2 separate regions of the Homo sapiens genome follow, and region 2 is linked to region 1. The links are chromatin contacts, found by Hi-C or POLR2A ChIA-PET in ENCODE. All regions are on one chromosome and are shown on one strand. The core of a region is the stretch at or near the end of the contact, and the rest is flanking DNA. Distances in the headings are between cores, read along the strand shown.

The links. Hi-C counts contacts between places; a loop is a spot of excess contacts on that map. ChIA-PET counts read pairs that join two places held with the same protein, here RNA polymerase II (POLR2A). Pooled maps may share reads with other maps.
Region 2: a map of psoas muscle shows a loop between it and region 1 (2.4-fold over the local background). The contact joins the enhancer-like site here to the promoter of POGK in region 1. A Hi-C loop is called at or near these places in 1 of 168 maps with a recorded cell type or tissue (psoas muscle) and 1 of 50 pooled maps. POLR2A ChIA-PET finds 5 or more read pairs at or near these places in 3 of 52 experiments (B cell, activated CD4-positive, alpha-beta T cell and activated naive CD4-positive, alpha-beta T cell).

The regions. Positions count from the first base shown.
Region 1 is chr1:166,838,198-166,840,897 of GRCh38, reverse strand. It overlaps POGK (pogo transposable element derived with KRAB domain), which reads right to left and starts at 1,423. Exons shown (of 6, transcript NM_017542.5): 1 at 1,294-1,423. RefSeq lists silencers at 898-1,137, 1,238-1,667.
Region 2 is chr1:167,207,451-167,210,150 of GRCh38, reverse strand. No RefSeq gene overlaps it. Among named protein-coding and RNA genes, the nearest start is that of POU2F1-DT, 12 kb to the left of the region's middle. Within about 2 kb of position 1,395, at least 4 of the 41 ENCODE cell types and tissues checked have a DNase peak (open chromatin) inside an H3K27ac peak, as active enhancers do; they include B cell, where a contact is called at or near this core.

The DNA of each region.
Region 1 (2,700 bases), core at 174-2,673:
TATGATGGGGGAGGCTGAGCCACATACAAACCTCTTTAGCCCCAAGCACTGTTCCCGCTGGAGGGAAGTAAGGAAACAAGAGTCGGCCAGGAAGCTACAGGGTGACATGTTTAATTATGATAAGAGAGGCTGTGGGTAGATAACGTATCTGGCTGCCTTCAAATATTTAAAAAGCTATCTGGGGAAGAGAACCCAGACTGGTTTGTAGAGACTGGACGGCAGAACAGAGGCCGGCCAGTGGATAAATACTCCTGGAAAAGGTTTTAAGCAGTGAGAAAGGCAGTACTTTCTCACAGCCAGTGCCACCCAAACAGGAATCAGAGGCAGGGGAAAGGTGCTGATTTCCTATCAGTGAAGGTGTCTGAACACAGATTGGACACTTACTCAACTGGAATGGGTGCTAGAAGCCAGTTAAGCATGGGCGGAGCGGTTGGCTCAGTAGGCCCATTGCCTGGATTTTCCAAATTCAAAGGTTCTGTCCACGAGCTGGTTCAGAAAATAGGGTCATTCTACCTTAAGGGACTTTGCAAACGCAGGAGTCAGTGAAACATAGTGAGGGTTATGCCTGGATACCCAAAAAGGTGCAGAAATCGGCTGGGGCCCACCCCGACAGGGAAATAACCCATTGCCTCTGGGCTGCAAATTCTCTATTCGCTGACTCTTGGCCAGTACAAAGGGCCGCACTCCTGCCCTCTATGGGCGCGGGCAATTCCTAGGTGTGGAGTGCGGATGCATCTTGAGGGCTGCATCGGGGAACCTCCAAAGAAAAGATCCCTCTGGAGTTCAAAGTCGGTTCCTTCGATATTTCCAAAAAAGATAGGCGAACGCGGCATGGATGGGTCTAGGCTTCAGATGCCTGCAGCTGGGGCCCGAACTTGGCGGCGGTCTCCCTGCCGGCTCCGGGGCAGAGGTGGGAGGGGCCGCCTCCCCGCGCTAAGGTGCCGCAACCAGGGCCGCCGCCCGCCCTGCCCCGCCTGCGCCACCGCCGCCGCGCCCCCGGGCGCGTTCGGATTTCTCCAGCCATCTTGCCCCATTTCCCTTTCTCCGCGGAACCGCGCCGGGAGCGCTTCCGCTGCCCCCTCCGCCCGGCCCGCCTCCCCACCTGGCCCCCTCCCGGCCCCAGCGCACCTGCCGGGCGGCGAGAGCCGGCGCCGCCCGCCTCCCCGGCGGGCCCGCAACAAAGGCGGCGGCGGCGGCGGCGCAGCCTCGGCGCCCCCGCCTCTGCCGCGGCCCAGCCGCCCGGGACCCGGGGGAGGGGCCGCGCCGCCGCCGCCCCCGCCCGCGCGCACTCACCGCCGGGCCCAGCGGCCAGGGCGCGGGGTGGGGACGCGAGGGCTCCGGCCCGGCTGTCACAGCGCCATCCTTTCCGCCTCTCCGTCCTCCCGTGCGCGCGGCCCCTCGGGAGGGAGCGGGGAGGACACGTGGTGGGAGGAGGGAGGGTCCGGCCCGGAGCTGAGGGTGTTGGGAGGCGAGGGGAGGAGCGCGGCTGATGTCAGCAGGCCTCGGCGGCGCCGGGGGACGGCGCCCGCGCGAGCTCCGGGGCCCTCCTCTAGGCGCGGCTTCCGGCCGGTCCGGGCAGTCCCTGGCGGGCCTGGGTAGCCGTGCCCTCGGCCTTCCCCGCCCCGCCCGATGCAGGCCGCTTCCAGTGCTGCGTGTGACCTCGGCGTGGACGAGGCAGGAAGAGCCCAGATTGATTTTAACCGAGCGTAGCGTGGGCGCACAGTTCCATGTGCTCATTTGCAGTCACCAGCGGGTTGCACTTGCTTGGACGAGCTCTCCAGGCGTTCTCGCCGTGCTTCAGGCAATGAAAGGCTAGACCGGCAAGAGCGTGTAGGGGCATGAGGAGGGGTCTTTGGGGAAGAGTATTCGTATTCTGGCAGCGGGCTCCTGTCCAGAACTTCGTCATATACATGGAGAAGGAACTTCCTGATTTTTGTAGCTGTTGCTTAATATCCCAAGCATGTAATTCCTTGGATGAAGTGGGTGTATAGAAGGACCTTTCTTCTCCAAAACGTCCAAAGGAGTTGTTTACTCTCAGCTCTGTGGGCAATACAACAAAAGTGACCTGAGAAGCCCTGAAGCCCTTTTCATTCCAGAAAAAGATTCTGGGTATGGGTTTTTGTTGAGAACTTGTTGAAGAAAAAATTATTCTGACACTTGTTAAAACAGTAAGGAAGACTTTATACAGGGTTATTGCTATAGGTGTAAAGATGATCACACTGGGGGGAGAGATGAGGTCTAACACGGAATACAGTAAGGACAGCTGGGGATGTATAGCCAAGGAGCAGAACGAAGGGGTCAGTAGATGGAAAGTTACTGATACGAGACATCAAGCACCTAGAGGGATTCTTGCTGAACCCACTTAACAGGATTCTTGCTGAAGGCAGGCTAGGGCGATCAGATATCAAGGGTGGGGGAATGAGAAATTTGATCAGATATCCAGGGTGATCAGATATCAAGGGTGGTGATTTCTCTCTAACCTAACTTAGCAGGGTTCTTGCTAAAATAGAGCTGGGCAGGCCAAAGGTTCGGGGTGAGTGGTCAGGGGACCAGGGTGGAGGCCTGCTGAAGAAGAGGACTTAAGCCTGATTAAACTTTGGTCAAGGAAAGAGTCCGTCAAACTCTTCAGATTGTCTCTGAGACCTGAATATCTGTTGGAAAAGACCTGTCTTTCCAAGTTTTTGTGGCCACTACTACTTA
Region 2 (2,700 bases), core at 146-2,645, 370 kb before region 1:
ACTGACTGTTTAACCTCACACGAAGATCTTGAAAGCCCCTGTACACTAGGGTCCTCCCCTGTAAGATGGGGATTGCAGTGCTTTCTTAGTGCTCCCTGTATTGTGTGTACTGATAGGATTTTGTGAGATACTTCTGAGATCTCACCAGAAATACCCACAGAAACCAGTCCTACATGTAGGCAGGGCAAGAGCCAGACACAAAAGCCACACAAGTCAGCATCTTGAGCAAAAGAAATAATAGGGAGAATGCAAACTGAGGTTTATTGAGCTATTATTCTTTTATTTCACTTTAGTTCCACAAATATCATTATTCAGAGATAAAAACCCTAAGTCCTTCCTGCAAGACAATCTGAGTCTACTGAGCATTCACCAGTGTGGGTAAAGTGCACATTGTGAAGTACGTGTAGATCAGGGGAGCTCAGAGCAGATGCATCTAACTCCTAACTCAGACAGGAATCAGTGGCCAGGAGTTGTTCAGAGCCGGGAGGATGAAGGCAAAGGAGGAGCCTTGGACAGCCACTAGCTTTTTGGGTGGGTGACTGGGGATCCCTTAGAAAGACAAGACATACAAGAGGGAGGTCATGGTTGGAGGTGAGGACCTGAAGACTGTTTGAGTGTAGGACCACTGCTTTCAAATAGAGGGGATGTAGGGTACAGGAAAGGGCTAAATGTGCATGACTGAAGCCAGCCCAATTGTCCCTAGAACTGATGTTTATGGTTTCTTTTGAATAAACATAGAAATTCATCCTCCCAGTCTTGAAACTTGGGAAAGTTACATATATATAAACTTCCACTGAAGCACTAAACATTTATTTTATCTGAGTTCCTTTCTCAGAAAACCAAACATCAGCCCTCCCAGATAGTATCAAGGAACTGAAACTTACCAGATCACTGCATCTGGACAGTGAAACACCAGACCCCTCACCTGTCATGAGTGCCTAGCCAGCCACCTGCTTCCTGTTGACCAACTCCTCTTCCTTACCCCTCACTAATTCTTGTTTTCCCATACGTGGTTATAGTTCTTCCCTGCTATATAAACTTCTAATTTTAGTTAGTCAGGGAGATAGATTTGAGACCAATCACCCATTGCCTTGGCTGCAGCACCTAATTAAAGACTTCTTCCCTAGTCATACTCATTGTCTCAGTGATTGGCTTTCTGTGTGGCAAGCAGAAGGACCTAGAGTGAACCCCTGGCATTTCAGTAACATTACCTCAGTTAAATCTTATGCCATTCTTGGGAAGTGCTATGGTTAGGATATGGTTTGTTTGTCTTCACCAAATCTCATGTTGAAATTTGATTCCCCCGTGTGTCTGTGTTGAGAAGTAGGGTGTGGTGGGAGGTGTTTGGGTCATGGGGACAGGTCCTTCCTGAATATCTTGGTGCTGTCCTTGTGGCAGTGAGTGATTTCTTGCTCTGGTGAGACTGGTTTAGTTCTCACAGGAATGGATTAGTTCCCCCAAGAGTAGGTTTCTATAAATCCAGGATGCCCCTCTGGTCTGGTCCCTCTTCATGCTTGCTTCCCCTTTGACCTTCTCCTCCATGTTTCAATGCAGCACAAAAGCTCCACCAGAGGACAGTCTGGAGCCAAAAAAAAAAAAAAAAACCACGAGCTAAATAAACCTTTTTCCTTTATAAATTACCCAGCCCCGGGTATTCTGTTATAGCAATGCAAAACAGATTAAGACAGGAAGGAAGCATTATTTCCAATGCATAATGGTCAGAAGGGCTGAGGTTCAGAGAAATTTAGTAACTTACCCGAAGTTGCTCAGGCACTGAAATTTGAATGTGGAACCACCTTACATCAGCTTTTCTCACTAAGGAAAGCTGCTCTGACTCAAGAGAAAGAAAACCTAGTGTTTCTCATTGCCAGATAGTTCTGATTGCTACTTACTTTCTCATCTATTTCATATTATGATAATGTTTTCCTGGAATTGGATGATATAATACTAGAAATTGGAGATGTTTATTCACTACAAAGATTATATATGCAGGCTTCCTGTCATAATCAAGGGAAGTTGCTCACATCATTTACGATTTCCAGTCTTCTCTGTATATGATAATGCTTATTTTAGGAAATCTGTTTTTACTAAGCCTGCTGATCTTCAAAAGGAAAACAGGCAGAGGCGAGGACTGTGATATACTCTTTTGATATTTATCGAGTCTAGAGTCCACCTTAAATTAGTTTGCTGGGAAGCATTACATGTGATGAATGGTATAGTATTTAAATGATGCTGTGGATGTTTTTCCCTAATAATAAAGAAAATTACTCTAACACAACTATTTTGTTTCATTTCTTCATACAAAATTCATGTTTGAATTCCATCTTGGCCCTAAAATTTTAAATTTCCATAACAAGTTTTATACATTATTAAATTTTATACACCACTGCATTATGCTTTTGAAACTGATTGTACAATCTAATTAATTCAGAATATTAACTACAATTTCCATAAAATGAATAAGATAATGTTGATCTGGGTGAGATAGAGGGCTACAATAATCTTTTCCCCTCTCCCCAGCATCCCAATTGTGTACATATATTAAAAACCACTTCTCTGAAAGTCCCCAGTCCAATAACTGCAATGTGGAGGAACACAGCCAAGACCAAAAGTAAATTTAAAATACTTCCAAATAGACAAAATAACTGCTTTAAAAACTCGCACTTCATTCCTAGGCAAACCCTTCCAACCCTTTGTCAG